Linked DNA regions of Homo sapiens: all the other regions are linked to region 1. The links are chromatin loops, found by intact Hi-C in ENCODE. Cell type or tissue: chondrocyte. All regions are shown on one strand. Region 1 holds the start of NUF2 (NUF2 component of NDC80 kinetochore complex). Region 2 has its middle 17 kb from the start of CCDC190. Region 3 holds the start of DDR2 (discoidin domain receptor tyrosine kinase 2). Region 4 has its middle 20 kb from the start of DDR2.

Evidence for each region. Hi-C counts contacts between places; a loop is a spot of excess contacts. Peaks named below come from ENCODE experiments on the same cell type or tissue, not always from the same donor. Only the 100,000 strongest peaks of a DNase experiment are listed, where the experiment ranks them.
Region 2: a loop joins it to region 1, with 3 times the contacts of the local background. A loop is called at or near these places in 61 of 110 quality-filtered maps.
Region 3: it touches region 1 in a loop (10-fold over the local background); 3 of 110 quality-filtered maps call a loop at or near these places.
Region 4: a loop joins it to region 1, with 4 times the contacts of the local background. A loop is called at or near these places in 4 of 110 quality-filtered maps.

The regions. Positions count from the first base shown.
Region 1 is chr1:163,316,883-163,324,882 of GRCh38, forward strand. NUF2 (NUF2 component of NDC80 kinetochore complex) reads left to right here and starts at 5,072. Exons shown (of 14, transcript NM_145697.3): 1 at 5,072-5,330. LOC127814295 (a long non-coding RNA gene) reads right to left here and starts at 4,853. Exons shown (of 5, transcript NR_182654.1): 1 at 4,740-4,853; 2 at 2,300-2,409. It also overlaps a transcript of RGS5 not described here. RefSeq lists enhancers at 4,812-5,021, 5,062-5,291. In chondrocyte, no CTCF peak of the experiment used is centred here; a DNase peak (open chromatin) is centred at 4,959.
Region 2 is chr1:162,873,747-162,881,746 of GRCh38, forward strand. No RefSeq gene overlaps it. Among named protein-coding and RNA genes, the nearest start is that of CCDC190, 17 kb to the left of the region's middle. In chondrocyte, CTCF peaks have their summits at 761 (motif pointing left) and 4,455; no DNase peak of the experiment used is centred here.
Region 3 is chr1:162,629,443-162,637,442 of GRCh38, forward strand. DDR2 (discoidin domain receptor tyrosine kinase 2) reads left to right here and starts at 3,022. Exons shown (of 18, transcript NM_006182.4): 1 at 3,022-3,189. RefSeq lists enhancers at 1,300-1,479, 1,770-1,869. In chondrocyte, CTCF peaks have their summits at 3,936 (motif pointing right) and 4,139; no DNase peak of the experiment used is centred here.
Region 4 is chr1:162,608,909-162,616,908 of GRCh38, forward strand. No RefSeq gene overlaps it. Among named protein-coding and RNA genes, the nearest start is that of DDR2, 20 kb to the right of the region's middle. In chondrocyte, CTCF peaks have their summits at 4,953 (motif pointing right) and 5,174; no DNase peak of the experiment used is centred here.

The DNA of each region.
Region 1 (8,000 bases):
AGTTCAACAACAAATACTAATTGAGTGTGCAGTTTGTACCAGGCATGGTGTTAGGTGTTGGAGCATCAAAGGTCATTAAGAACCAGCCCTGTATAATAGTGGAGACAGGCACAAAACAGATCATTTCAATATAACATAAACTTTTTTTTTGTAAGTATGCAAAGAATCCATCTCAGACCTCTCTTTTTGAGTTTCAGAATCATTCATCCAATTGCCATGTATCTGGACATTGTCATGTGTATGTTTCACAGGCATGTTGAGCTAGACATGTTTAAAACTGAATCACCAGTTACCTCCCAAGTGAGTCTGCCTCTGTGTTACCTAAATCAGAGACTGGCATCCCATTTATCTGGGTACTCAAGCCAGAAAATTTCACTCGTACTTATCAAGCATCTCCAGCGTATAAAGATTTGTGCTAAGCTGTGGATACATGACAGCAAATAGGGTAGTCCCTGTCTTCACCAAAGCTTGTTTAAGAAACTCTATCCTTGATTTCTCCCACTTCTGCCCTCACAATTCAGTCACCAAGTTTTGCCACTTCTACTTCCTAAAATTCTTCTGAGATCTATTTCTATCCACACTGGCAATGCCCCAGTATAAACTGCCATCTTTCTTTCCCTGGATTACTACAATTATCTCCTAACTGGTTTCCTTCTTGCTGGTATTGCTGCCCTTTGAGTTCTTTTTCTCAGAGTAGCGATTCATCATCTAAATACTAACCTAATCATGTTGAAACCATTCAAAGTTACTATTAGCCTTAAGAAGGAGTCCAAACTTTGTGACATCATCACTAATGTTCTTCATGATCTGGTCCCTGTTTACCTCTCCACCCCTGTCTAGAATCTCTCAGTTCCTAGACTGTGTTCTTCTTCATAAACATTGTTAGCCTCTATCTAGAATACTTGTTTTTTACCCTTTCAATTCCTAGCTATTATCAAGCATGGAGCCAATAAGACTGAACTGCCTTTTTTTTTTTCTTTTTTCCCTATGAGAATGTAAACTCTGTCAGGAAATTATTAGATTGGTTATTGCCATATTTGCTTGTTCATTATTATATTTCTAGTATCTAGCTCAGTGTCTGGCACAAAATAAGGGTTCAATGAATATTTTCTGAATGAACCCACAAATGTCAAGAAAGCAGAGAGAAAAGTCAACTAACTCAGACTATGGAACAAGGAAAGGCTTCTTGCAAGAGCCCTAAAAAATTAGTAAGGATAAGGAAGAGTCAGCCAAAGAAAATAAAGATAGTCCAGACAAAGTCAACAAGAATGCAAAAGGTCTCAGGTGTAAAGCAGCCTCATGAATGCGAAGTGGGTAGGATGGGAGATGGTACTGGAAAGGGAAACAAGACTGGGAAGGAAAACAGTGGCAAGATAATGAAGACCCTAGCACACCAGGCCATGGAGTTGGACTATCTTGAAGGTGACTGCAGAGGAAGATTAGAAATTTAAGGAGGCAAGTGAAATAGATTTACATTTGAGACTGGTCATTCTGGCTGCTACTTACAAGATGGATTTGGCGGTGTAGGTGGGGGTGGTAGTAGTTATGGCTGAAAGCAGTGAGATGAGATAGAATTGGGAGTACAAATGAAAGCAAAGGACAAATTAGAGTTTGAAGGGCTCGTGAGCCTCCCGAAAGTCGGAACTTCAAGGAACAGGTCAGGAATAGCAGTAGTTTTAGAATCCATGAGCAAATAGGTTAAAACAATGAGTGGACAGTGCTCACAGGGAAGATACAGACAGAAAACAACTCAAGGTTGGAACTTTGGGAAATACTATTTAATGGGTAGGCAGAGAAAAAAAGACCCCCAAGAAGCATGAGACAGGTAGAAAAAGATGGGAGAAATGCAAAACGAGTTTCAAGGAGGGTTTAATCAATGATACCAAATGCAAAAGAGAGGTCTAGAACAAGAAACAGTGGTCATACATTGGTGGAGGAAGTACATTTCATTTTCTGAGACAGACAAATAAGACAGGTGGATATATGTGGCATTGACAGAAGTGGAGAGGGAGGAAGTTATATATTGTATGATGGCTTTAATTTTCTCAATTAACTGGGAAAAAAGTACTGGGATTGTGTGTGGCCCCTATGGAATCTCTATTCATAAGAATGGGTGCCTGATGGGAAGTAGAGTGTAGGATCCAGTCTTAGTATTTCACCTATTCCTACCACATTAGACCAAGTGAATCAACTTTTTGTCCCTATTGATCTGTTAAAGTAGAAATAACAATTTGGAAACCCTGTCACTTAAAAAAAGAGATTTGTTTAAAGCACTAGATATCACAGCATCACCACTTGCATTAAAGTCCTAGCTGCAGGCTGCCATGGTCTCTTTGGAACACCCCCATCTTGTCACTCAAAGGTCCACTCAGTCCTGATAGGTCTGTCATCCAGAATTTAAAGTGCAGTCTAGAAAAGGAACATGAAATTAAAATTAGAAAGGCAATAGACACAACAAATTGCAGATGCATACGAATGTGTTATGTGCTTGAAACACACCTTTAAGACCACTCTGGTCACTTTCTATTAAAGAGAGGAATTTAGGTTGGGAAGAGGAATGAAGAAAGGGTAAAGTTTGTGAGAAATCACTGAAAGTTACAGGACAGGGAAATTACTGATGATAAATTAAAGGATTGTCAGGAATCAGGGAAAGAGCTGAAGATGGAGACTGACAATCTGTCATATATCACTTTGTGTCATTTTCTCCAGTGTTTCCAGCTAAGAATTTATAGACAAGATGCACGGATAAGATTTTGACAGGCACCTGGGTCAGAGGCATCAGACACAGGAAGTTTGGATGCTGATAAACCATGCAGTCTAGGCTGTGAAGGGAGGTATTAGCAGGAGGGCTGTCAGGGAAAATGAAATAGTAGGGCAAATGTAGCACATGTGAGGGTACAAAATTATGATGCTACAATCAGAAAGAATACTAAAGTTTTCTGCAATAGTCTGTGTTTTTATGGGTGATAACAAAACTCTTAGACTAATGTCTAGGTTGAGAATTCTGATGTTCCACCTTCTACCTTACACTGACCAGTATCAGGCAACTAAAAGTTTTAAAAAGTCAGATTTAACCTTCTAATTAAGGTAATTTGAATAAACACTCATTTTTTAAATAAATAATTTACTTCTAATATAACTCAATTTATCACATCAATAGTAATATTAACCCCCAAATAAACAATATTTATTGTTGATATAACAAAATGGTTGTCTTGCTCTTTTCTTCCTTTGCCTCATTTTTCTCTTTCTCCATGGTCCATTCTAATCTTGGCTTTCACATAAATCGCTTGGTTTTTTTTCTAGATTCTCAACGACAATTTAGACATTTGTTGAGCACTTGCCACTTGCAAGGTATTTTCCTAGGGACCATGTATAAATAATAATAGTCAAAATAACAGCTAATACTTTTCAAGTACTCACAATTTTGCCAGGCACTTAATTAAGCACTCTACAGGAACTAATTCACTTAATCTTCATGATACCGTATAAAGCAGATAGAACTGTCACCCTATTTTAAAGATGCAGAAACGAGCTCAGTTAGGTTAAATAGCTCGCCTAAGTCCACCTAGGTAGTAAATGGTGTGATCAGGGATTTCAATCCAACTCCCTTTGACCGTAGAGATGTGCTCTCAGTCACTACGCTATGGTTCCCTTCCCTGCCTCTAAGGACATATAATTTGGTGGAAATTATGCATGTATCAGTAATCAATTTGATTTGGCAAGTGTCAATGAGACAGGTCTCTTTTTTCTGCTTTCCTCACTGACTCTAATATTTTTTTAAAATCTATTTTCTTAATGTCCTTTTGGGTCTTACTAGATTCCGACTTTGAGACTTACATCAGTAAATAGACATTGAAAGGAAAGACAAAAGCCCTGAACTAATGATATGAAATGTATTTTTATTTAGAATTGGTATAGACTTCACTATCAATAGGTTTAGTTCTTCAGGACAGGACAAAGCAGCGGAATTTGTGTCTACATTCAATACAACCTTTCTAGCACTTTTTTCACATAATTCAGTTCAGGTTCCCCATCCAACACACGACTGTCACCAGATGATGCTCTACTCTGTGACCAGATACAAGTCCTATTACGTCTTCTCCTGTCCCAAACCTCAATAAAACTTAATGGCTTTCTCCCCTGACAACCAGGCCTGCCATGGCTTCCTAACTTGTGTTAAATGCAGTGTTTCCACTCTTGCCAAAACAAACAAACAAAATACCATGTAAAAAAATACAGATTTCAGGGCCCCTTATCTGAAGAATGCAACTCACTCAGGAATGTGCAAATTTGGGGAACAGTTCAGAGGTGAAAAGCACTGATCGAAGAGGGAGAAGCTAAAATCAGGAGACCTGGTTTCTACTTTACAGTCCCACTTACTGTATAACTTCTAACAAATCACTTCTCTCTGAGTCCAGTTTTCATATCGGTGAAAGCGAGAGGATTTGACCAGATGAACTGTTATGTTCCTTCCACCTCTTGAAGTCGTGCTTATGAGCACAGAGTCAGAGGATGTGTGTTCATATCCCAGCTATGCTACTTGTGAACTACTGTGCGCAGAGAACTGCATTCTCTGATTCAGAGCCCTCACCTGAGGGGATGATAGTATCTCTCCACTATCCCTTTTCTCCCCTTTAATGAAGTCTAAATGAGATGATGCTTATAAGCATCTAACAAAACCCGGCACATAATCAATGTTCAACAAGTTATTATTACTCTGGAATTCTATAAATTACCTCTGTACTTCCTCCCTTGTCACCCTGAACTTAGTGAAGTTTCCTTCACTTGGTTTTGCTCTTCAACTCGGACCCCGAAAACGCTCTAAACGCTGGCGGAAGTCACGCAGAGATGGGCTAGACGCTCAACCCCGGTCTCTTCCCCGAAACCGCGGTGCTCCCACTTCCTGCAGTCCGAGGTTCCGACTCGACGCCAGCTCCGCGAGCAATGGTTCCGCCCTGCGCCCTGCCCCTTCCATGACAACTCCAGTCCCACCTGCCTGGCGTCTCTTGAGCCCAACCGGCATCCGTCGCGGTTGGACGTGGGCTTGGCGGAATGGGGCGGGACTTCCAGTAGGAGGCGGCAAGTTTGAAAAGTGATGACGGTTGACGTTTGCTGATTTTTGACTTTGCTTGTAGCTGCTCCCCGAACTCGCCGTCTTCCTGTCGGCGGCCGGCACTGTAGGTGAGCGCGAGAGGACGGAGGAAGGAAGCCTGCAGACAGACGCCTTCTCCATCCCAAGGCGCGGGCAGGTGCCGGGACGCTGGGCCTGGCGGTGTTTTCGTCGTGCTCAGCGGTGGGAGGAGGCGGAAGAAACCAGAGCCTGGGAGGTGAGGGGCGGGCCCGTCGTTACTTTTTATTTGATGTTAGTCCCAGAAACAACCAGAGCTCAGTTCCTACTAAACTAACGGGTGTTTTCTGGTGCAGCATAGACCGAAGAAGACGAGCTTGAGCTGAAATTGTTCAAGTTAGGCATACATTTATGTGTGATTTTTGGAAAGGCGGTGGTAATGTGGTTTATTTGGCTGCAGATGCTTGTCAGCTTTTTACACATCTCCGTTGCCAAACGTTTCTTAACCAAATCCAAAACCATGAATGAAAAGGTAAAAATATCACACCTAATCCAAAATTCAAAGGAAAAGAGCAGCGCATATATAGCACTACGCATGCATAACGCCATCATTGTTCCTTTTAAAAGTTCAAGGAACGTTTTACTTAATTCATTGAAGTTGGGAGCCATTTCTGTTTATTTTTGTTTAATCTCTGCCTCGTGGAACTGTGATGTCCACAAATAGTTTATTTTAACAAAACGAAGTGTGTAAAATTTAACAGAGTACTTTTAGTACCTACTCACTCTGCTCAGCATCGTGGTGCTGCAAATAAATGAGAAACCAGATGAGTAATTATAGGTTAATCTTTGCTACTCGTTAGACAGAGTATTACTGCATATATATTAAGTCATTTATATACTTTATCCCACCTAGGAGCTCAAACTATGTAGTTGGAAAGTGTCTTCATCTCTCGTTAATGAATAAATTGTAACTGAAATTGTACTTCGAAAGAATGATAGAATTTGGATATTGGAGGAGGTTCCAAAAGGAAATACTGGAAGTTTGGGAAAGTTAGGAGACTAACTTGGAGCAGAAATTTCATTCAATTATTAAAGGGTTTAGAAGCCTAGCAGAAAAATTTGAATTTGATGTGGTGGGTAAGGTGAGTAATTGAAGTATTTTCATACAAATATTATATGATGCGTTAAGTGTTTTTATAAGGATTAATCTGATAGCAGAGTGCCAAACATTAGAGAAGAGAGGAACAAGTGATAATAATTATGAAGATACTTTACACCTACGCTTTCTATTGCAATACTCTCTAATTCAGATGCAGCTTTTTTGGAAAAGTGACTTTTTCTGAAGTCTTTCTTTGGTCCAGTCCTTTTATGAACAGTTTTTAAGGCTGTGACTTAGATGAAAATGTAGAATGCATATTTATGCTGAAGGGAACATCTAATATGTGATGCATCAGAATCTGGATTCCAAAAGATCCCAGCTCTGTGGCCTGGCAAGGTGGCTTATGCTTGTATCCCAGCACTTTGGGAGGTTGAGGTGGGAGGATCACTTGAGCCCAGAAGTTCAAGACCAGACTGGGCAACATAGTGAGACCCTATCTCCACACACACACAAATTAACAGGGCGTGGTAGTGTGTGCCTGCTGTCGTCCTGGCTACTTGAGAGGCTGAGGCAGGAGGATAGCTTGAGCCTGGGAGGTCGAGGCTGCAGTGAGCTGTGATTGTGCCACACTGCACTCCAGCCTGGATGACAAACTGAGACCCTGCCTCAAAGAAAAAAAAATAGACAAAACGTCCTAGCTCTAAAAGGAAAGCTTGCAATCATGAAATTTAATAGTAGAAAGTACAAATCCTTGCTTAAGTTTCAAATAATCAATTTATACAACAAGAACACAAGTGACACAGCAGATGGTGACCAAAAAAAAAGAGAGGGAAAGGGGGAAAAAAAGAACAGGGAGAAGCCGCCTTGATGCAAGACGGTCATGATGAAGTTCTTGGAGTTTCAGTTGATCAGTAAGTGCTACAGCAGAGGCCATTATACTGTGCCCTAGACCAACCATATCTGGAGTGTCGTGTTCAGTTTGGGCACTACATTTTAAGAAGACATTTACAAAATAGTGTGTGTTAGAGGAAGATGAATAAGATGGTAGTTTCTAAAACAATGTCATATAAGGAGTATTTTGAAGTTACATATAGCCATACATAAAGAAATTATACTTACTTTAAAGAAGGGAGGGCTTAGCAGAGGTGTAATAGCTTTCTTCATGTTTTTGAAAATGGTGTCATGTAAACAGAGATTAATATATTCTATTTAGTTGCAGTGACTACATAGGACCAGGAGGTAAAATTACCACAAAACATATTTCCACACACTATGAGGAAGAGTTATTTAATTTGGAACCATAATAAAGTGGGAAAAAGTTGCATTGAGAGTGAATTCTGTGATGTTGTCACATGTTCAAGTTGAATTGGGAAGTTATTTGTTAGTGGTTGTTTAGAATTGCTTCCATTTATTAGAGGTTAGGCAAGTTGCCAAAGCTCCCCTTTTTAACCCTAAAATTCTAAAAAAATTAGGAGCCTAAAGAAATAGATTGTCAGAATTGTGGCCCATTTCAATTTGTTTGCAAAATTGAATATATTCACATTGGGTCTCCGAGATCATTTTGCTTCACTGGAGAGTAGGGGATCTGAAGGTAACACAACAGGTATTTAAGGGAGTGGCTGAGAGCAATAACAGTGGCTGCTATTGCTGCTCATTTCTCTCTTGCTGTTACTACTGCTATTTTTGTGGTTACAGGGAGAGATATGAAGAAAATGAAAAGATCCTTACTTACCGGAATCTCACAATGTGGTGTCAGAGTTCTTTAAACATAATTCCAGTACATTGTAACAAGTATTATAACAGGGGTAAATGCAAGGCTCTAGGACAAGG
Region 2 (8,000 bases), 440 kb before region 1:
AAACTAGAAAGATGAGAGTGTTTTAAAAATAATGCCAAATGCCTTACTAATTTTTTGAGTTGGGAAAACAATAGTCGACACGGTGTACCATGCTTGTTGCGGTCATCTCACATTCATTGTAGGTTGATTCATTTCCATACTTTCATACTCCCTCAACTGACTCATTTTTTATTTAAATCCAAGCTTTCTGCCCTTTGTCTTCCCATTTTGTATTGAAATAAACACTTTGTGAGCTTGTCAGTTTCCTAAAAACCAGCAGCCTTCACAAGACAAGGGCAATGAGGTACTAAGGATGCTTCATTTCTAGCAGGGATGGTTTGTGCCAGGAAAGAAAGCTGGACGGACCTCTTTATTTCTGGTTATAAGGCTTCAGCCTTCTGTCACACAGTGATCAGATAACAGCAGTGGCCACCCTTATGGAGGAAAAAGTACACAGAGTTATTTTGTGTACTTACCGAGGAAAAAGTACACAGAGTTATTATGTGAACTAACACACTCCTAATCTCTCCATCTGTTTAATGGGTAACTTTATACAATAGTGGATCTCCATAGAGACATAGTCCTGCAATATTTACGCCACCTGGCAAACTAAACATCTACTTCTTTTCCCCTACACTGAAGGCTGAATAGGGACTACATTAATTTGCTATGGCTTCCATAACAAAGTACCACAAACTAGGTGGCTTAAAACAATGTAAATTTATTCTCTTACAGTTCCGGAGGCCAGGAATCTGAAATCAAGATGTTAGCAGGGCTGTGCTCCCTCTGGAGGCTCTAGAGGCAGATCTCTCCTTGCGTCTTCCAGCTTCTGGTAGCTCCAGATATTCCTTGGCTGTGGCAGCATAATTCCAATTTCTGCCTCCATCTTCTTGTGGCCATCTTCCCTCTGTGTCTTGCTGTGTTTCTTCTCCTTTTATAGGGACACCAATCACATTGGATTAGGGTCTACCCTAATTCAGTATGAATTCATCTTAACTTGATTACATCTGCAAAACCATATTTCTTTTTTTTTTTGCCTCAAAACATTCTTTAATACTATTCCCATTCACAAATAAATGAATTTATTTGCCAAAGAGAAACTGAATTTCAAGTGCACAAACCAAGTCAGCCTTTATACCACTCTGAGTTCCTGAGTTATTATACAAATTAACAGAAGTTAGGTGCTATTTTTAACATAAACCTTCCATAAAAAAACCATATTTCTTAATAAGGTCAAATTCAAGGCACCAGAGATTAGGACTTTAACATATCTTTTTGGGGGCCACAGTTCAACCCATAACAGCAACTTCGAAAGAATTCCTGTGAAGCCCTTCACTTTTAGGTCAGTGTTATCCACTTTTTATTTCCAATATTCACAAATATATAATTTGTAGATTTTTACATTAAAAATTGCTGCTATCTTAATCTTTACTGTATTCACTACTAGGAATCATGCTATTTTAATTACCAACATGTCTTATTAATCTATTGTTATAACATTTCCAGTAATATGACATGCGTCTTAATGTAGCATCTTCACCATTTGATTAACTTATTTCTGTTGCTAATACCCTCATTATTCCAGATCCTTGGGCTTGTCATCATCACTGATCCTTCTGTTTCCCTTGATACATGTATCCATTACTAAGCCCTCTTAACTGCCTCATTACAGTATCCTCTGCTTCCATTTCTTCCTTAATATCAATGCCATCCTCCTTTTGATTCCTTATGTCTAAACCATGATAATGGACTCCTAATTGATTTCTCTACTTTGGTCCCTTCTCACAGTACCAGATTAATCTTCACGTCATTCCATTGATTAAAACCTTCCAATAGTATGTCTTTGCTTGAGAAATAAAATTCTTTAGCCTTAGAATTAGATGTTTGCTATGGAAATGCACCTCTAGTTATGGCAGCAGTGACAAAAGGATTCAGATTCCAGATTCTTTATAAGTATTGTGTAATGAAAAATTATATTGACATCAGTGAACACCATGCCCTCCAATATCCCCATCATCAAAGAAAAGTTAAATTTGGTCGCCACCTACTATCAAAGGTAGAAAATAGAAATCATTATAACTTAGAAATAAATTTAATAAATACTGATATAAAAGATCTCTTATTCATAGTCATGTTTAATATTTGGTGAGTATGAAATTGAGATTTGTTTATTGCAAGAAATCTGGAAAATAAAGTTTAGGAAAAATAGTTCAAAAAATCATTGTAATCTCATCAACCTATTATCATTTTGAAGTACTTCTGCCTGCTCTCGAAGGAGAAAAAACTTGCTAATGAAATGCTTCTGTTTTGGCCACTGGGTACCTCCCTTTTTTATTATCCCTAACCCATTTGTCTCAGCCTATCTTTTTTTTTTTTTAACTGAGCCAGCCCATGCTCATTCTATGCCCAATATTTTTTACAAATCCTCTTCTTATGCTTGGGAGCTGGGTTTTAGAGGCTACCTCTTGCCAAACCCATCTTTAGAAGAATTGGGGTCTTAGAAAATTTCCAAAGCATCCCGAGTTTTACTGCAGCACCTGATAAAGGGAAAGAAAGTGGGGAGGATACCAACCAGCAGCACCTGTGAACCTTACAGAAGAGATCTTCTGGGAGTGGGGTGCAACAGCATCAGAGAGGAGGGTCATGCCCACTCCTCAGCAAAACCTACAGGTCTCCCCAGAAAGCCTGACCTTCTTTCTTGCTTCAAGGGAGCCAAGACCAACTTTGAACTCAACTATCCTGAGTAGAGAATCTGATGTCACCACCCTACGTTTTATGATCTTATCTGATGCAGTCCCTGAAATTGGCAAATTAAAGATTCCCTTAGCTTCAAACTTCATTGAGTCTTCCCTCCATTAAAGAAGAGAAGCCTGGGAATGGCTTGGAAATGCAAACAGCTGAATTTGAAGCTCTTAAAGGATAGAAGCAACTGGGGCAGAGCACCTGTGAGTGTTCCCCCACACCACATCCTGCAGACGAATTTACTGCTTTTGTGCTCTTCACTGCTGTGTCTCTCCCCTTACTTCCATCCGATTCTCATTCACTCCATCTTTTGCACGGGGAAAGCAGTTCAGGTGCTATGGACTAAATGTTTGTGTCTTCCCAAAATTCGTATGTTGAAACCTAATCCCCAATGTGATGGTATTTAGAGGTGGAGCCTTTGGAAGGTTATTAGGTCCTGAGGGTGGAGCTCTCTCTCATGAGTGAGATTAGTGTCTTAGAAGAGAGGCCCCAGAGAACTCCCTCCTCCCTTCTGTCATGTGAGGACACACAGGAAAATGGCCATCTGTGAACCAGGAAACACTCATCAGACACCAAAAACTGTTAGCACCTTGGTCTTGGACTTTCCAGCCTACAGAACTGTGAGGAATAAGTTTCTTTTGTTTCTAAACTGCCTAGTTTATGGTATCTTGTTATAGCAGCCTGGATGGACTAAGGCATGAAACTACACCTACTGGGTTATTTCTCAAAGATGTTGCTGAGAAGAAACCTGAGCCCTTTAAGATTGTACACCTTTTACCTTCACATCTGTTAATTTCTAAAGAAGTTCTAGAGCCAGGGATTCCACTCCAGCCCTTGGTCATCCATTCTGGAATTCTGGCACTGCCATGGTTGGGACCATTTGTAATTAAAGAAAAGAAGAAGCCAAATTTACTTTAAACACAATAAAGTCAGAATTGTTATTTTGCAAGTGGAATTAAAGGCAGGTTTTGTTTTTACAAGGAATATGCAAGTTAGTCGGTATGGTCAATGGGAGAAAATGTCTGATTGAGCAAAATGTGTTACCATTTTAAGTAAATTAGGAAGCAATATGATGGAGAGAGTGTGTTAAAGTGGAAACACCTACAGCCCATCCCACATCATTACACTCTCCTTTACAACACCTACACACCCTCAGCCATCGTCCACTTCCTCTCCTCATACCTAGGACCAATGCATATCATTTCCTGACTCTAAATTCAGAAAATGCTGGGCCAAGGAAAATTCTCTGGAAATTCAATGGATGCTTGAGATGGCAGAATTGTTGAGACTCAACAAGGGTTTTGGGGCCAGGCTTTGTTATTCCCTGAAGCATGGGCCGTAAAGATGGGGAGGGTCCAAGAGAGGATGGAGAACTGCAGAGAGGGGGATAAAGGACAGGAAGACAGTGAGGGAATGAGAGGGCTTCCACTTTGAAACACCTGAATCTTTAGGCCACTTGCATAGTCAAAGGAGAACTTAGTGTCACTTAACATCATGGTAATGATACCATCCAGTCTCATGATTCTATTTTGCCTAGCACAGTTTTTTAAATCATTCAATAGAGACTATTAAATCTGTGTTGGAATTCAGTTGCATGGACTAGGGAAATAACCATAGGCTTGAAATTAGGCTATGGCCAGAATTTCAGTTGGATACGTCTAGTTAAAGTGATTCTTCAGGACTTGTGAAAACTTGTTGTAGTTTCTGAGTCTGACATGGGGTGGCGCTCCTAAACCACTCTCTGTGCGCAAAACCTTTGAGCAGGAACTCAGGACATTGGAAGTGTCTGGGCCCTGGGCATGAACCTCAGTGGGGTAAGTCAGAAGAGAGCATGAGCTCCTGTTTGGCCCAACAAGTAAGACCTCTCTCCTTTCCTTCACCTTTCTTTTACATGTAACATTTGCTTCTCCTAATGCCCACAACATGCTGTTTCATTAAAGGGGGTTTTCATTTTTCTTAAGATGACTTAGCTGAAGTTATTTTTTGCATGATGGAAGTTAGGAAACATTAAAAAAAAAACTTTTTAAAAGGGCAAAATCATGCCACGGGTTTGAATTCTCTCTTCTTGGTTGCTAAAATGAAATGAGGACTACTCTTCTGTGTCAGTCAAAAAAATTGTTTCTAGAGGGTTCTGCCTAAAGGTTCATGTCAACTCTTCATTCTGAACTCTAGAAGCCATTTTGACGTTAAATTCATAAAATGTGATAACAGAGGGAAAGGACTTTTTTAAAGCCATAGAATGCCAAAGAAATGTGACTTGTGATGACCGTCATTATAAAATTTACCTGGGCATGGGATTTGAGTTCTTTTAACTTGCTAAGGGTTTTCTCACTATCGTTTCACTCATTTTGGTCATCAATTCCCTCTTGAAAATGCTTGTTTTCCACTTCCTAATTTGCTGATGCTTATCCTTAATGGAGAGAATGAAGGTGAACAAGAGCTGAGTTGTTCTTCCTTCTCTCTGTTATCTGTCAAGATGACGTCCCTTCCTAAGCCGCGGAACTATCCTTTCTGTCTATCTGAATATTGGACAATAGCCTCTTCCCACTGAGAGAAAGAACCTCTGTGGCTCTCTTTAGCGTTTTCCTTCTGCCTCAACTGGCTCCAGACTTTGGCCTTACTAATACCTGTCCTCGCAGCCTAGGTCACATTGGATGTGACTGAGCTTCTTTCATTTTCTGCTACTTATAACTGGAGCTCACTTCGGAGCACCACATGCATCCACTTTGGTTTGTTTTGTGCTGATCTACTTTCTTCCTTATTTTTCAATTATTTTGAAGGACTTCCTTCTCTCTTTAGACATGTCTCTAAGTTATATATCGCTCTTTTCTGGACTTAAACCAGCCTTCCTAAAGACCCAACTGACCACACAGAATCACCTTCTTTTGTGTTAATAAACTTCTAGACAACAATTTTTTTCCTACATTTCTCTCTCTCTCGAGGATCAATATTTGTATTTAATTCTACTTCTCCAATTAGTTCTTTTTCTTTAAGTCCTCAACTGTTTATAGTAGCATTTTCCTTCATATTTCTGAGAGCCAAACTTGTGAGCCAGGAGAAAAATATATGATTTTAAATGTAAAGACTTACCAATTCAAGTAAAGCTCCTAGCACACAGTTATCATCCATGAAATGAAAAGTATTATTATTAGTTGAAGTTTTTCAATAAATTTAATTCAATACACTTTCAAATACACCTGCTTAATGCCAAACTCTGTACCGAAGGTGGCAAAAATTAATAAGCTATGATCCTGTTCCTTGAGAAGCTCAAAGATGAGGAAAGGAGACAGGTGTCTAAATTAACAACTAAAAAAAAATGTGACCCTTCTAATTAGGAATTTTTTTTTATTATTATACTTTAAGTTTTAGGGTACATGTGCACAATGTGCAGGTTAGTTACATCTCTATACATGTGTCATGCTGGTGTGCTGCACCCATTAACTCGTCATTTAGCATTAGGTATATCTCCTAATGCTATCCCTCCCCCCTCCCCCCACCCCACAACAGTCCCCAGAGTGTGATGTTCCCCTTCCTGTGTCCATGTGTTCTCATCGTTCAATTCCCACCTATGAGTGAGAATATGTGGTATTTGGTTTTTTGTTCTTGTGATAATTTACTGAGAATGATGATTTCCAATTTCATTCATGTCCCTACAAAGGACATGAACTCATCATTTTTTATGGCTGCATAGTATTCTGCGGTGTATATGTGCCACATTTTCTTAATCCAGTCTAGCATTGTTGGACATTTGAGTTGGTTCCAAGTCTTTGCTATTGTGAATAGTGCCGCAATAAACATACGTGTGCATGTGTCTTTATAGCAGCATGATTTATAGTCCTTTGGGTATATATGGCTGGGTCAAATGGTATTTCTAGTTCTAGATCCCTGAGGAATCGCCACACTGACTTCCACAATGGTTGAACTAGTTTACAGTCCCACCAACAGTGTAAAAGTGTTCCTATTTCTCCACATCCTCTCCAGCACCTGTTGTTTCCTGACTTTTTAATGATTGCCATTCTAACTGGTGTGAGATGGTATCTCATTGTGGTTTTGATTTGCATTTCTCTGATGGCCTGTGATGGTGAGCATTTTTTCATGTGTTTTTTGGCTGCATAAATGTCTTCTTTTGAGAAGTGTCTGTTCATGTCCTTTGCCCACTTTTTGATGGGGTTGTTTGTTTTTTTCTTGTAAATTTGTTTGAGTTCCTTGTAGATTCTGGATATTAGCCCTTTGTCAGATGAGTAGGTTGTGAAAATTTTCTCCCATTTTGTAGGTTGCCTGTTCACTCTGATGGTAGTTTCTTTTGCCCTGCAGAAGCTCTTTAGTTTAATTAGATCCCATTTGTCAATTAAACAGAGATATAGATCAATGGAACAGAACAGAGCCCTCAGAAATAATGCCGCATATCTACAACTATCTGATCTTTGACAAACCTGAGAAAAACAAGCAACGGGGAAAGGATTCCCTATTTAATAAATGGTGCTGGGAAAACTGGCTAGCCATATGTAGAAAGCTGAAACTGGATCCCTTCCTTACACCTTATACAAAAATTAATTCAAGATGGATTAAAGACTTAAACGTTAGACCTAAAACCATAAAAACCCTAGAAGAAAACCTAGGCATTACCATTCAGGACATAGGCATGGGCAAGGACTTCATGTCTAAAACACCAAAAGCAGTGGCAACAAAAGCCAAAATTGACAAATGGGATCTAATCAGGAATTTTTAGGAAGAATGGCTATAACAAGATGAGAGAAGACTCAAAAAGGTCTTTGTGGAATAATGACAGGTGTCCCTTCTCTTTTTAATATGGACTAGACACTGTTTTAAACCCTTTACATATATTGTCTCTTAAAACAACTTTATGAAGTAACTACTATATCATCCTCCTCCTCATGCTAAAGGAAAGGCACATAGGGAGGTTCGGATTTGAACCCAGGCAGTCTAACATTCAGAGGTTGTGTTGTTGACCACTCTTCTGCTTCCAGCAGAGTTGATGAGGAGGGATAGAGCAGGAAGGGCATTCCAGGCAGGGGGACGGGGCTGTGCTAGTCATGGAAGCAAAAAACATGTGAAGGCTTCAACAAAGCCTGGTGAAGTGCAGCAGGGCACTCAGCCCGTCAGGACAGGAATGAGGGGACATTCTGGACTTCTCAGGGCTTTTGTTGCCTTAAACCTTTATTTTGAACATCAGAGCTGGCACACTGAGGGAAGACCCTGGCTCCTCATTGGAAAGGGACGTGCATGTGGACGCTGCGCCATCCAGAGCAGTGGATGGT
Region 3 (8,000 bases), 690 kb before region 1:
ACTAAGTTAAGTTAATTCATTTTACTTTCATCCTTCATTTTATGTCCTGAGGCATCACAAAAGCATCCAGCTCATAGCTATTTAGAGACAGAAATATTATAGTTATTTCAATGCTCAACTTTTGTATTTACTTGAACCTTGGTTTGTAGACTAGAAAAGGTCTTGAAAAGTCATCTTGCACATCTTACTTCTAATTAACACTGCATCTTGACCATTCCGGATAGATCTGTCCTATTTTTGTAAAATCCCAGTAATGGAATTCTATATTGTTTTTCAGTCATTTGTTTTCAGTGTAAAACAGTCCTCATAACAAAAATACATTACTTCCTATGGAACAGAAATAATTCTGAATGCAGTGACTCACATTTCCCAAGCCAGACCAACCAGGGGGTAAAATCTGTTCACAGAAGAGTAATAAAATGGTATTTCTCCACATCTGTTCCTGCAATATTAGGAATTCCAGTCTTACTCAAAACTCTACCAAATAGCTCTGAGAGTTCCCAGGACATTTCTTCTGTGTGTTCCATGGGTTAGTCCCGTCAGCTTTGAAGTTAGCATTTGCCATTTTCTTACTTTCCAGCTCTGGCTTCCTACAGCAGTGGCTGGTGTCAAGGCTGAACACTGGTTGTCACTCAATCAGAGTTGTCTCTGAAAACTGAGGCTTCAATCTAATGAATCCTCCTCATGCTTTAAATATCCCTGAAGTATTTTAGTAAAATATCACTTTCAGCTTTTCCTTGCTCTTTTCTTTGTAGAACCTTCTTCCTAGAGTTCAAGATTAGACCCCAGCTTTGGCTGAGAATAGCCTGAGTGATGGAGATGGTGTTTTGAGTGATTGATAGACATGCTATTTTCCTTTGAGCTACTCCTTACTGTTGACGTAGCTTAGTTTTTCTTGGGACTTTTATCCCTTGGTCCTTTCTGTGTTCAGTGAGTTCTTCCCCAGAAGTGTCCTGGTCTATATACAAATAGACTCTTGACTGCCTAGTCCGCCTCAGACAAACCCAGGTGTGTCTGGGTTTTGCAGTCTACATCACTGGCTCAGTCCTGGCTCAATTAAGACTACAACTTGAGTTCTAATTATACATACACAGAGAAAAAACAATCTCACCTATGGAGTAGAACCACCTTAAAATGAAAAAGGAAAACACATACCTATATGTACAGGCCCTGTCCTTTATCAGGCTCAGTCTGGTTTTATGAAGTTGTTACTGTTTTCCACATTTGACCTATAGTATCACCAAATCTGTGAAATCACAGATTGTATTTTTGGTACATTCTTTATAGTAATGCCAAAGAGGTGAACTACTACAGGCATGGACATTTGAGGAGGATTTCTAGTTGTCTCTGGCAAGCACCCAGTAAAGTGCCTGATAAGAGCCCAACACATATTTATTGAGTTGAGCTGCATGTCTGGCCTGAGTCACCCTCAGGCCTGACTTCAGATGCTGTAAGTTATTTGAAGAGTCTTCTTAATAAGTTGATCTCTGCAGTGTCTTTTCTCTTCATAAACTAACCCTAGTTCTAGTTTTTTCTCTAAGGTCTTGCTTGCTGCCTTTAATCATTTCCATGGCTGCCCTCTGAACCATTCCCATGTTCTCCGTGTCCTTTTCTGTAACAGCTGTGAGGCACAGATGTTAACGGCTGCTTTCTGACCCTCAGACTGGTGCTGAGCTTATGAGACTTTTAGGGACTTAACACTGACTCAACACTAGCTCTCAGTTTCATGGCCACCCTCATTGTGTGTGTGTGTGTGTGTGTGTGTGTGTGTGTGTGTGTGTGTGCGCTTTTCCATTCCCCTTATGAAACATCTCCTGCCCCTAACTTACTATGGGAACGTTCCTCCATGATCTCTTTCCATCCTCCCTTTCCTGTTTGCTCACTTCTTTTCTTGCTCATCTTGGAGACTGTGCAATCCCAGATTAACTACAAACAGAGAAGAGCTGGTGATAGCTCCAGAGCTCAGAGAAAGGAGGTCTCTTTACAAGAAGTCTGGCTCTCAAAGGTAAGCTCGGTCTTCTTGACCTGCCTTTTGCCATCTACCTCTCTCTTTGGATCTCCTGCCCCTGGGTCCCTGCTTGCCCTGCATTCTCCATACTCACGGAGAATCAGGACCTCCAGAACAGCCCAGCGTGGGCTTGGTCAGGAATGATCCAGGCTCTGAAGGGTTAAGGCTGGAGCCTGGATGGATGGAGAGGGTTATTAGTTATCGTTTGGAGAGTGGAGTGAAGGCTCCTCCCCTGTTGCCTACCCGCCCCTTTCACATGATCTCTGACTATAGCTGTGGAAGCGGGGAGAAGATAAAGGAGGGAAAAAAAAGTTCACAAAATAATTTAGAAAGTCCTTATAAATGCTTGTGTTTTCATTTAGCAGCATGAATCCAGGACAGCAACAGACCCTCAGAGGCAGCAGCCAACTGGGAATTGAGTGGAAAAAAATAGGAATCCTGGATTCTGGCAGTTTCCAGTTGTTTTCTTGGTGGGGGGAGCCGTGGTGGGAAGGGATTAAATCAAATCTTTCGGGGGAGAGCTCAGCTCTAGGCTTTCATGGTCAAAATACTAAAGGTCAGCTCCGCGTGTGTGCCCCAACTGTCCTGGAAGCTTCAATTGGAAAACTCCAAACTTTAAGTTTTGCTTATAGCTTCAGCTCAAGTAAGAAAAATGAGGTGTGGGGTAGGCGGCGGGGGGGTGGGGATCACAGGAAGGGGATCAAGTCTTAGATGGAGGGGAAGGAAGTGGAGATGGATATGGGTGGGAATAAGGCAGAAGGGAGCGGTGTCTTTAAGTCTGTCCTATGGTTATACATATTTTTTCTTCTATGAATGGGTTTTGCTGTAAATTATAGCTTTGCCCATAGTCCCTTGGGTCAAAAGAAATAGTCTCCAAACAGAAAACAGCTCTGATTGGTGACTTTCCTTCTTCCCTCCCCAACCCCCTTCCTAATTGAAACCAAATGTGCAATATATTGGATGCTGGGATCCCTGGCGCTTTCCCAGGAATCCTCAGAATGTGAGGTTTCTCTCAAAGGCATCTTGCATCAGCCTGTGGATGTATGCCTACCACCGGGCTCCTTCACCAGCAAAGTGGAAAAAGAAGCGTTTCACAACAAATTCTTCTTTTTGGGTTGGGGAAACGCAGTGGATTATAGCTCTGTTTTCTTCTTTCCAAAACTGTGCACCCCTGGATGAAAGTAAGTTATGTGGGTCTTTTTTCTTTATTATTTTTTCTTTTTTGAAAATGAAAGCTCCGCATATACTTCTTTTGGTGTTTCAGGAAAAGTTTTAAAAAGGAAACAGAAGGGCGTTTTAAGTCAGACAAGGAAGGGAACGTAATGAGGCACCACAGACTCGAGAAATCAGATCCCATGTTTTTGGGGGTCTGGATTTATGCTATGAAGGGAAGAATAAAGAGCAGTAATAACCAAAGAAGCCTGAAGCAAAATAAATGAATCTATAGCAGCTGCAAGATACAATAAACAGTGTTAGCAGAGTTGAAATTGTTGGCAGGCAAGACAGGCCGATTGCAGAGTTAGTTTCAGGATGAAGAAGGCAGAGCAGGAGAGCTAAGTTTTTAGACATTTAGTAGTGGTGTTAGAAGGTCCTGAGTTTTGGAGATAGTGTAGACCAAGCACTTTTTGTTTTTCAGGGGAGTTGCTGATTTACTTGTGAGAAGGGTAACTTTGGATGAGGGGTGGCTTCCCCCTGAGATTTGGGGTGGCTAGGGGGAGGCTGGGTGCATGGAAGATTTTTCAGTTGTGACAGTGAAATACAGCTTCCCAGACTCATCTCCTCGCTGGCTCTGGGTGCCTTTCCCTTTGTTATGGAATGACTGGGGCTGTTTTCATTTGGGACCTCTGAGTCCTGGCCTAGGTTCAAGAGTCCCATCCAAAGGGAAAGAGAACTGTTCCCAGTGGCTGAAACTCTCAGACCAGCCATTTGAGGCAAGAGTTCGTACTGTTCAAGCCAGTAGGGGGTTCAGCACCATTTTGCCGATCATTGGCTTCCTACAACACAGAGTTAAGAGTCCTGAAAAGGGCCTTAGGCCTCTCATCTAACCCCTTCGCTCCACAGATGTAAAAAATGATAGGAAGGGGACCGACCTGTTCAAGTCCCACAGCACATCTGTAGTGGAGCTGAAAATGAAATTGAGATTCTCTCTACTGCTAGTCCAGTGTTCTTTCCACTCCATACCTCTGCTTTCATTTCCTTTTTAAGGCTTATTCTGGCTGAGACAATAGAGGCAGTATGATGAGCAAGTCACCACAAGGACGTTAATTATCAGTAATAGAGAGGACGCCAATGGCGGCTCATCAGCTAATGATGTCTATGGTTATATTTGTGTGTGTGTGTAAAATAAAAAGAAGCTAAATTCTGAGTATTTTCTATGCAGCAGGCTCAAAATAATACATAATTCATGCTCAGAGCTCTTCATACATAATTTGATTGACTCTCACAGCTATGTAAGGCATTATTTCTATCGTACATGTAAGGACATTAACGCTTAGAGAAGCGAAATGAGTTGCTCAAGGAAAGGTAGCTAATACATTTGAAACTCATGTATATCTGACTCTAAAACCTATGCTTGGAATCACTATTCAATGATACTCCCCTCATCTCCCTTGCATTTGGTTACTTTTGGGGTCAAATTCCATATTTCACTGGCTGATCAGGAGGTGAAGGTGTCAGGCTATGGGAGCAGTATGGATTCTCTCTCAGAGGCCACTTCTGCACTTGGCTGAACATTTGTCTGGATATCAGATGTGGGGTTGATTTCTGGGTCTTTGGTATATACTTACCTTTGTTATGCAAAGAGCCTGGGACTTAGAGTCAGAAGATTCAGGATAAGTTCTGGCTCTACCTTTTACTACTTAGCAAAGTTGCTTTGCCTTTCTGCACCTTGACTTCTGTATTTATTATATGGGAACAATTGCAGTACCTTTCAGTGTGATTGCTGCAAGAGGTATTGGACATGCATGCATGCTGAAGGCTATCAAGGGCTTACCCATATCAGCTCTTTCGATTAGGATCGGTAAACACAGAACGTCATATGAGGCAGCCCCTGTGGTGCTGGGTCTGGCAGTTGGTGCTGATGCTGGCAGGAGGGCAGATGGATTTGGATGTGTGTGAAACTCTGAAATGGGTGGCCTCAGTCTTAGTGCCCATCTCCTTTGAATGGAAGCAGGCCTTCCTCCCTCCCGGGGGAATATTCCTGAGGGCTCTGTCTTAAATTCTGTCTCTTAAATTCTCCTCCACTGGCCTGGTTTGATATGATTCCTTGCCCAAAGCAGTGCAGGCTGAAGGACACTGTGCTTGGTGAAGCATCCCCTGTCTCTGAAAAGGAAGTGTTTAGTCAGGACCAGTCCCCTGATTGCTCCTCAGACAAGACTGACATTTGAGGAGCTTCGTATCTAGCTGAGGGCAGATCCTTGACCCAGGACCTTCTTGTCACTGGCAGGCACATCTCCCTTCATCCTTTCCCTGGCATTCCCTATTCTGTGCCTGCAGTCAGAAGGGAGGCTGCTGCTCCTGGGGTGGGGGTGGAGAGCCAGCCTGCAGTGGGGAGGCCTCAGCCTCTGTTTCTGGGTAAGATCCATTTGCTTTAGAAACCTTAAATGTAAGGGAAGTGGGTAAGGTGTTTCCGGAATGCCTTTCACTTAGATTCCTCAACAGAGTCTCCATGTCCAAGCACAGGACCTTATCACCTGCTTATTCTCCCCTAGCCACTCTGTGAACTCGCACTTTTCTTTCCTTCTTGTATAATTGCTCCCCAGTCTTGAAGTCATCTGAATTCTCTATCACACACAGTGAATTTACTTCAAACCTTTCCATGTATTTGCATTTTTAATAGACACATGAAAAAATTGGAGCGGCCACCCCCCATACATTCATGTCACACCATTTTCAATTCGCATGAGCTCTCAGATATCCTTCCCAAGCTCCCTTACAAGATCTGCTTTCAGGCACTTCACATCACCCTCACCTCAAACACACAATCCAAACACATGTCTCGCAGGCATCCAAAAAGCAAACACACGTCTAAAAGTGGACCTCCACAGACATGCTAACATTCTTGTGCCAGCTCACATAAATGGTGACCTGTCCGCAACACAGACACACTGGACTCTTTATACCTCTTGCCCTGTTTGAAGCTGTGCAACATATGAATTGATCGACTCTGTCCCAACAATGACTAGTCAGTCCAGAAATGTGTCCAGCATCCCCAGGCATCCCAGGGCTTCTCTGAATGCAGCAACCATCCATAATGAGGACTGTTCACCAGGAAATTAGAAACCCCAGGTAGACCTTAAAAGATTTTCAGACCAATCAAATCAGAATATCTGAGGTTGGAGATTGGGAATCAGTACTTTGAACTGCTCCCCAGGTGATTCTGATGTGAAACAGAATTAAGTACCTCTGCTGATAAATCTCCAACTGTGTTGTCTTTGGCAATTCAATTTTATTCCATTTGATTTAGTTCTATTCATCAAAGATTTAGTAACACTGTGCTAATAACATAGTTTAGTAAAGAAGCTGAGATGTCCAGATACCTGTCAAGGATATTTATTGGAACATCAATCACCTCGTGTCTAAAGTGATGATCTCTGTAAATTTTTCTCTCTTTTAATTATATTTGTATATGTTTAAATGTGCTATTATTAAGCCTGCATTATTCATGTACGATTTGGCTAAAAATGGTTCTCTTATTTTCTAATTGTTTTGCATAGATATATTTGATGTTTCCTAATTTTATAAACCCCAGCATTTGGCAAATTGTGTACTTATTAGCTGGAATCTTACTTTGGCTTTGAAATGCTGAAGAAGGTCAGTTTTGAGCCAGCCCAAGAGTTGCTAAGGCCTGGAAGGGCAATGCAAAGGTAGAGGAATTCTAAACATGGGTTTGGACTCACTACACAGCTCCTGAGTTTAGCTGGGCTTCTCCTGGAAATTGGATATTGTCTGTAATGGATCCACTCATTAAGTCGTCTGTGGCTTGTGATTTGTGCCTAAAAGAACCCCACAAAAATCTGTGAGGGGCCCTTTGGATCTATAGCTCCGAGGTTAGTGCTGGCTGGTGCTCTGTAGTGTGAGTGAGAGGGAGAGGGCATGTGATAAATAGAACTTCAGATGCGTGATGTAGTGAAAAGAACATGTAGTGAGGCTCTAGTCCCACCACCATCATTTTCTAGGGTTTCGACCTCAGAGGAGTTTTTTAACTTCATTGGTCCTCAATTTCCCCTTGAGTTTTTATCCCCTTCATTTGAGTTTAGATAAGATAATGTATAGGAAACTGGAAAGCACTGTACCTGTGAAGATGGTAGGTAATGCAAGATAATCCTTAGGGCCTTAATAGCTTAGGTAGCCAAAATAATTGAGATGGGAGATGGATTAAAAATGAGGGCAAATAATCTAGCATTTTTGCATTTTTTCCTTTTAAAATTTGAATGCTCTTATGAATCCAAAAAAACATGAAACAATACAAATCTCAGTGAACTCTCATGTCTAAGATAGTTTTCCACTGATTTTATTTTTCTCTTGAATAGTGGTGATTTAAAAAAAAATCGCAGGTATATTTTTTATCTATTAAAAATATCATAGCATCCTGGTAAACTCTGTCATAATTTTGTTTTGCTGTATTTATTTATTTACTCCTCAGTAAGTAGTTATTGGATGCCTAGTCTCTGCTGGACACTGTTCTATGTTTTATGATGAACAAACCCCATGAAGTTACAAGCATTTATAAGCATTCATTGCTTTAGGTTCTAGGGAGTATAATATGAATTTGACTGTGTGAAACTTGATTTAGAAAATTGGTATCCACATTGGGTTAATAAAATTTAGTTTTTAAAGTTTACTGAACTGTAATTTAAAAATAATACAGAAATAGTTATTAAATGGTGATTTTCAGTGGAGCAGGTGTTATGCCATAAATAGGACCCCAAATTTTATATTTTTTATAATTTTTAAAAATTATAGAGCAACTTTAGCTTTACAGAAAAACTGA
Region 4 (8,000 bases), 710 kb before region 1:
TATAAAGATATTTTAAAATCAGTCCTCTGAAAATAGATTAATAAAATATTAAAATCACCTAGGGTCACTATGGAATAAAGAAATCCTAATTTAAAGAGGAAATAGTGGCCCTTGATCCAACTATTTAATATGGCCTTAGTAGAATTAGCTGTATTTAGGGCAAGTCAGACTTTATTGTGAAATGTAATAGGTGTCTGCATTCTCTTCATTTTAATCAAAGAAACTTAAATGGCTTCTTTTCTTCCACATGTCCTATCCTTGACAAGATGGGCAATATCACTAAGGGGCCTGGTTTTCTATTATCTGATGCTAGGAAGTATAAACTTGTACTTACTGTTCTTGTTTCTCTTTTATCTGTGTATCTTTGCCATTCTGTTTTCTCAATGAATAGTATGTTCTCTCCCATTCAGGTACCTTAATGGTGTCTATTTTATTTTATTGCTGCATAACACCACATATTTATTTTTTAGTTTCTAAAGATTAGTAATCCAGGAGTGGCTTAGCTGGATAGTTCTGTCTCTGGTTCTCTCATGAGGTTGGAGTCAAGCCATCAGCCAAGGCAGAAGTCATCCAGACTGCACTGGGGCTGAAGACCGTGATGCCAAGCTCACTCACGTGGCCTTTGGTAAAAGGCCTCAGTCCTGTGCCATATGGACCTCTCCATAGGACCTCATGACAAGGAAGCTGGCTTTCCTCAGCACAAGTGACCCAAGCAAGAGAGACAGCAGCAAGATAGAAGCCAGTGTCTTTTATAATTAACCTCAGAAGTGACATAGCATCATGTCTATAATACCATATTGGTCAACTATTGTACAATAAGTGACTACTCAAGGGTATAAATACTGGAAGGCAGAGATTATGGGGACCCATCTTAAAGGCTGGCTTCCACAAACTTAGGTGTAAAATTCTTAACACAATTTTAGCAAATAGAATTCAACAATATATTAGATGGATAATATAACAAAGTGGGGTGTAGCCCAGGAATGCATGGTTGGCTTAACATTTGAAAATTAATAAGGAGAATTCAATATATTAACAGACAAAAAGACAAATTATAGATTTAGGAAATACATTTCTCAAAATCCAACATCCTTTCCTTATAAAATTTTAGTCTCATGACACTAGGGATAGAAGGAATAGATGTGATAAACAAAGGTCATGTTTGCAAACCTACATTTTACTATCACACTTAATGGTAAAAGACTTGTGTATTTCCCCCCCAAAATCAGGAACAAGGCAGTATGTTCTTTTTTGCTACCTCTATTCAATGTTGTATAGAAGTTATACCCAGTAAAATAAGGCAAGAAAAACATATAGGTATCTACATTGGAAAGGAATAAATAAATCTGTCTATTTGAAGATGACATGATTATCTACCTTGAAAATCCTGTGGGATCTGCATGCAAGTTATCAGAGCTAATAAGTTTAACAAGGTTGTGGGATACAAGATCAACATACAAAAATCATTTGTATTTCTATATTCTAGCAACAAATAATTAGACATTAAAATTTAGAAAATCAACATCATTTATAGTAATGTTAAAACATGAAATGCTTATGGGTAAATCTGACTAATATGTGAAGGACCTGTACATTGAAAAGTACAAAATGTTGTTGAGTAAAATTACAGAAGTAGATGAGAAGATTTGGTGTTAAGATGTCAGTTCTCCCCAAAATGATCTATAGATGACAAGGTAGACAAATATATCAATGAGACAGAATAGATAATCGATAAATAGACTAATCTAGAAATAGACAATACATATATTGTCAATTTGAGTCCGGGCGTGGTGGCTCACGCCTATAATCTCAAGATTTTGGGAAGCTGAGGTAGGAGGATCACTTGAAGCCGGGAATTCAAGATCAGCCTGGTCAACATAGTGAGACCCCCCATCTCAGAAAAGAAAAAGAAAGGAAAGAAAGGAAGAAGGAAGGAAGGAAAAGAGGGAGGAAGGGAGGGAAAGGAAGGAAAGGAAGAAATAAGTATATTGTCAATTCATTTTCAACTAAGGTGCAGAGACATTTCAATGGAGAAAAATAGTATTTTCAACAAACGGTGCTGAAACAATTAGATATCCATCTTCAAGAAAGTAAACTTATACATACCTTGCACCAAATATAAAAAGTAATTTGAAATAAAGCATAGACCTAAATGTAAAACCTAAAACTATATAAAACTTCTAGAAGAGGCTGGGCGTGGTGGCTCATGCCTGTAATCCCAGCACTTTGGGAGGCCGAGGGGGGTGGATCACGAGGTCAGGAGATCAAGACCATGCTGGCTAACATGGTTAAACCCTGTCTCTACTAAAAAAATACAAAAATTAGCCTGACGTGGTGGCATGTGCCTGTAGTCCCAGCTACTCGGGAGGCTGAGGCAGGAGAATTGCTTGGACCTGGGAGGCAGAGGTTGCAGTGAGCTGAGATCGTGCCACTGCACTCCAGCCTGGGCTACAGAATGAGACTCTGTCTCAAATAAATAAATTAAAAAAAAAAAAAAATAGAAGATTTGTATAGGTACTTCAATAAAGAAGGTAAGCTGATAGCAAATGAGCACACAAAAAGATGCTAAACGTCATTAGGGAAATGGAAATGCAAACCATGATGATGAGGTACCCTGACACATCTATTAAAATGTGTAGAATTAAAAGGACTGATCATACAAGGCGTTGACCAGGATACAGAACTCTCACAGATTGTTGGTGCCAAGATAAAATGGCATAGCCATGTTGAAAAGAAGTTTGGCAGTCCCTTAAAAGTTAAATATAAATTTGGCAGCCAGGTGCGGTGGTTCACGCCTGTAATCCCAGCACTTTGGGAGGCCGAGGCTGGTGGATTACCTGAGGTCAGGAGTTCGAGACCAGTCTGGCCAACATGGCGAAACCCCATCTTTACTAAAAATACAAAAAAATTAGCCAGGCATGGTGGTGCATGCCTGTAATTCCAGCTACTCGAGAGGCTGAGGCAGGAGAATCACTTGAACCTGGGAAGTGGAGGTTGCAGTGAGCAGAGATTGCGGCACTGCACTCCAGCCTGGGTAAGAGTGAGACTCCATCTTGAAAAAAAAATTTGCATCTTGCCTAGCAATAATATTGGAAGAAAAGCCAGGCACAAAAGAGTATCCATTTCATTATTCCATATATATGATCAAGAATTGGCAAAACTAATCTATGATGGAAAAGGCTAGAAGAGTCAAGTTCTATGGAAGGGGTATCTATTGAGGGAGAACCACAAGGGAGCCTCCTGAGTGCTGGATATATCTGTATTTTTATCAGCTGTGGCAACAGATACATTTCTAAAAATTAGGCTGAACACTTAAAATTTGTTTTTAATGTTATGCCTCAATTAAAAAGAAAAAAGTATATGCATTTTGAAGTTTGAAAATATATTTTAAAATAATTAATTGATTAAAGAGAGAGTTTAAATAACTTATTCAAGACTTCATAACTAGCGGATGGTGAGTGAGGATTAAAATCCAGGTCTGTCTGGCTCTGAGATCCCTGCTTTGAATTATTAGGCTGGTGCAAAAGTAATTGTGGTTTTTGCCATTGAAAGTAATGGCAAAATACTACCATTGTTGCAATTAATACTATGCTATGCTGCTACCCACCACACCTTCTAATCCCAACAACATTCTGAAAAATGCTATACATACCAACCATGGCTTTTGAAAGAGTAAAGGTATAAAATAGTTGGGTTTATAATTTTTAAGCTATCAGAATTGAGGAGCAATGGAAAATAACTATGAATGAAGAGAGAGCAAATATTTTTAGTGAATTTCACAATTAGCAGTTTGGGAAAAGGGCCCATTGGTATGAGACGGCTCAGCCTGTGGTATCCGAGGAGGAAGGGTCAAAAGCACAAAGAGAGAGAGTGCCAGATGGTGATCAGGGCCAGATGGCTGTCGCCAGGGTCATGCTCAAGCTAGTGCGAATTAAGAAGAATCACAATAAGCTTATGCAACACCAGCCCAAAGCCAATTATTGTTCTTGGACTTAGGGTATATTTCCTCTTTATTTATAGGAAAGTGTATGTTTGTATGTGTGTGTTTGTATATGGGGGGGTTGTGTTTGCAGGGGATGGCAAAGAGCAGTTCTGGGAATAATGAATCAACATTTGAAAGTAGAGTTGGGCTATACTTAGGTGAGTGTAATTGTTTCAGTGGAAAAGTTTTTCTCACATTCTTTCCCTTCCCTTTATTATATTCTCGTAACATACTGAAGGGCAGTGCATTTGGCAGGCTGAATTTGGCACTGCTCAGACAGCCTCAGTAGAGCAAAGGGCCTGAGGACACTAAATTCTATCCGGTCCCATTTACAGAGCTGTTGGGCAATGAAATGGTGCTCTTGATAACTTGCTTCCAGGGGGTGAGAAGCAGAAAACCACAACCTACGGTTCCTGTCTTGGGTTGCAGGTGGAAGTTGAGAGCCCTACCCCTGCATAACAAAGTTGTAAGACTAACTGCTTTGCTTATTGGCGTATTCTTAATCAGAGACAAGAATATCCAAATAGTGATCAAATTAAAGGCCCATAGTACTCTTTGGTTAACGTTTATTAGTAGCAAGCTATTTTTGTCTCACTCTTCTATCCTCGTAACCAAATTTGGTTGGGCTTCCAAAAATGATACTCCAGGGTCTTGTTTCTGGAGCTGTCTGGAATCCTCTGGAATGTGGCAGCAGCCCTCAGCCCCACTGCCTGTCCTACCCTAATCTGCCCTGCTGTCAGGGGGGCTTGCATAAGCATAAGTTGAGGGTAATGATGAGCTAATATCTGAAGCCATGGAGCAGAATGTATTTGCTTAAGCCGGGTTTTATAGCTTGATTTTTCACTTATTTTCTGAGTGTATTATAGGCTAGTTTCTGTGAGTCGGCTGCCTTCCTGGGGGCCTTGTCCCGGCTGGGCATGTTTAACTGTTTTTTGTAGCCTTTCCCGCAAGGCTATTTCTGTGCAGTAGAGGGCAGTATTTTCAAATGCTCAGGTATTAGCGCCTCAGCCTTAGGAGAATGTTTAGCCCAGGTCCAAGTTACACAGGGTTGAGTAAAAGCCCACCTGCTTGACCGTCTGAGAAATGCTGACATCATCCATACCTCGATCCTCTGTGTCCTACCAGCAGATGAAGGGCACCCAGGTTCATTAATAGAAACTTGGAAATGCAGAGAAATAGCATATTTAAAATGACCTCTTTTCGAATGCAGCTGCTATTGTTTCTGTGTATTTTTCTCTTAGGTATTTCTTTTCTATGTACCTTAAAGAGTGCATAAATAGCCGGGCGCGGTGGCTCACGCCTGTAATCCCAGCACTTTGGGAGGCAGAGGGGGGCAGATCACCTGAGGTCGGCAGTTCAAGACCAGCCTGACCAACATGGAGAAACCCCGTCTCTACTAAAAATACAAAATTAGCCGGGGTGGTGGCACATGCCTGTAATCCCAGCTACTCGGGAGGCTGAGGCAGGAGAATCACTTGAACCCGGGAGGCGGAGGTTGCGGTGAGCTGAGATCGCGCCATTGCACTCCAGCCTGGGCAACAAAAGCGAAACTCTGTCTCAAAAAAAAAAAAAAAAAGTGTTTAAATAGTTAACAGTATAGCAAAAACATTTCCTCATATTGTGTAATTAATATTTATAAGTCTACTTTTTATTTGCTGAATCATGTTTATTCAGGTGGATTTGTTAACCTTTTACTTAGTGTTGAACATTAATTTTTTTCTTCCAGCTTTTTGATAATATAAATAATGCTGTGACAAATATTTTTTAATAAGAGGCTTTCCATATTTATAAGTATTTCCTGAGTATGGATTCCCAGACATAGAATTATTTGGTCAAAGAATATAAATATTCTTAAAGCTCTGATTACTGTTTTTTTTTGCATTGCTAGGGAATTTTACTAATTTATACTTTTGCCAGTTGTCTTAGTTTTTTTTTATTGCTGCCATAACAAATTACCACAAACTTAGTGGTTTAAACTACACAAACTTAATTATCTTATATTTTTGCAGGTCAGAAGTCTGGTACAGGTCCCATCAGGCTAAAATCAGGTTGTTGTCAGGGCTGAGTTTCTTCCCATAGGCTCTAGGGAAGGAAGAATCCGTTTTTTTTTTTTTTCGCTGATTCAGGTGGCAGCATGGAGTTCCATGGGGTTGTGGGACTGAGGCTCCTGTTTCCTTGTTGGCTGTTAGTTGGGGCTGTCCGTAGCTCCCCCACGCCGCTCTCTGGTCCTTGCAGATGGCGCCTACATCTCAGAACCAGTAATAGGGTATTGAATCCTTCTCATGCTGCCATTTTCAGACTCATTCTGTTGCTTTTGGTTGTTGTATCTCTCTGACCCAGCGGGAAAGGTTCTACGTTTTTAAGGGCTCATGGGATTAGACAGGACCACTCAGATAACCAACGATAATCTTCCTATTTTAGGGGCCTTACGCTTAATCCCATCAGCAGAGTCCCTATTGCCATGCAAGGTAACATATTCTCAGGTTCTGGGGATTAGGACATGGATAACTCTGGGGGCCATTATTCTTCCTACCCCACCAACAATACACAATTTTTTATTTCACCAAATCTTAACTTCACCAGATATTATAAACACTTGTGTAATAATTTGATAGACAAAAAGATTTAAATAAGAATTTAAACATGTATTTTTGTTTAGTTGTGAAGATGAACATTTTTTGTGCTTTACACAGTTACTTTTGTTTATGTCTTTCTTGTTGACAGAAGAAACATATCTTTTCTGTCATTTCCCTGCCAGTTCTACTTATTGCTTGGACTTTAATACATTTTTTCTTCTTGAAATCACATTTGCCTCTTTTTTGTTTATTCTTCATTTGCTTCAATCATCCTCAAACAATGTCCCACAAAGGGAGAATGAAAACCAAATTTCCTGAGTTCTTGGAAACTTTATTCTCATATTTGATAGATATTTTGACAGGGTAGATACTTTTAAGTTTAGGAGAATTTTTCTTTAGGAGTTTAATGGTCTTGCTTCATTGGCTCCAAGCATCCATTATTGTTCATGAAAAGCCTGATGCTAGTCTGATTCCTATTTGTAGGTAAACTATTTTTTCCTTCTCTGGAAGGCTTAAGAATCTTTTCTGTATCTTGGGAGACATGAAATTTCACAATGATATTCCTAACAGAGAGTGTGTACTCTGATAGCCCCCCTTCTTTTTCTGATAGATTCTTCTGATATTAACTAATTAATGTAAATGTTTTTATTATGGAAAATTTAAAGCACATGCAAAAGAAGATAAAATAGTGTAATAAACCTACATACATTATGTATCACTCACCCAACCTCGATAATGATCAATTTATTGCCAGTCTTGTTTCATCTCAACCATTTGCTGCCCTTACTAACCCAGTACCTTTTTTTTTTTTTTTTTTTTTTTTTGAGATGGAGTCTCGCTCTGTCACCCAGGCTAGAGTGCAATGGTATGATCTTGGCTCACTGCAACCTCCGCCTCCCAGGTTCAAGCGATTCTCCTGCCTCAGCCTCCTGAGTAGCTGGGATTAGCAATTAATTATTTCAGTTTTAAGAACTCTGGTAATATCTTAATTTCTTCTTCATTATGAAGGATAGTTTTGCTGACATGGAATTCTCAATTGACATTCTTTTTCTTTCAGCACCTTGAATATGTTATACCACTGCCTTCTGACCTCCATGGTATCTGATGAGGAGTCAGTATTTAGTGTTATTGAGGATATCCTTTATCATTTTATCATGCATGGTTTTTTTTTTTTTTTTTTTTTTTTAGGAGTTTCGCTCTTGTTGCCCAAACTGGAGTGGAATGGGGCAATCTTGGCTCTCTACAACCTCCACCTCCCTGGTTCAAGCAATTCTCCTGCCTCAGCCTTCTGAGCAGCTGGGATCATTGTTCTCATGATGCTTTCAAAATTATCTTTTAGTTTTGGGCATTTAATAATTTGACTATAATGGCTCTAGGTTTAGATCTTTTAAATTTATTCTACTTGGAGTTCATTGAGCTTCTTGGATGTGAAGAATAATATT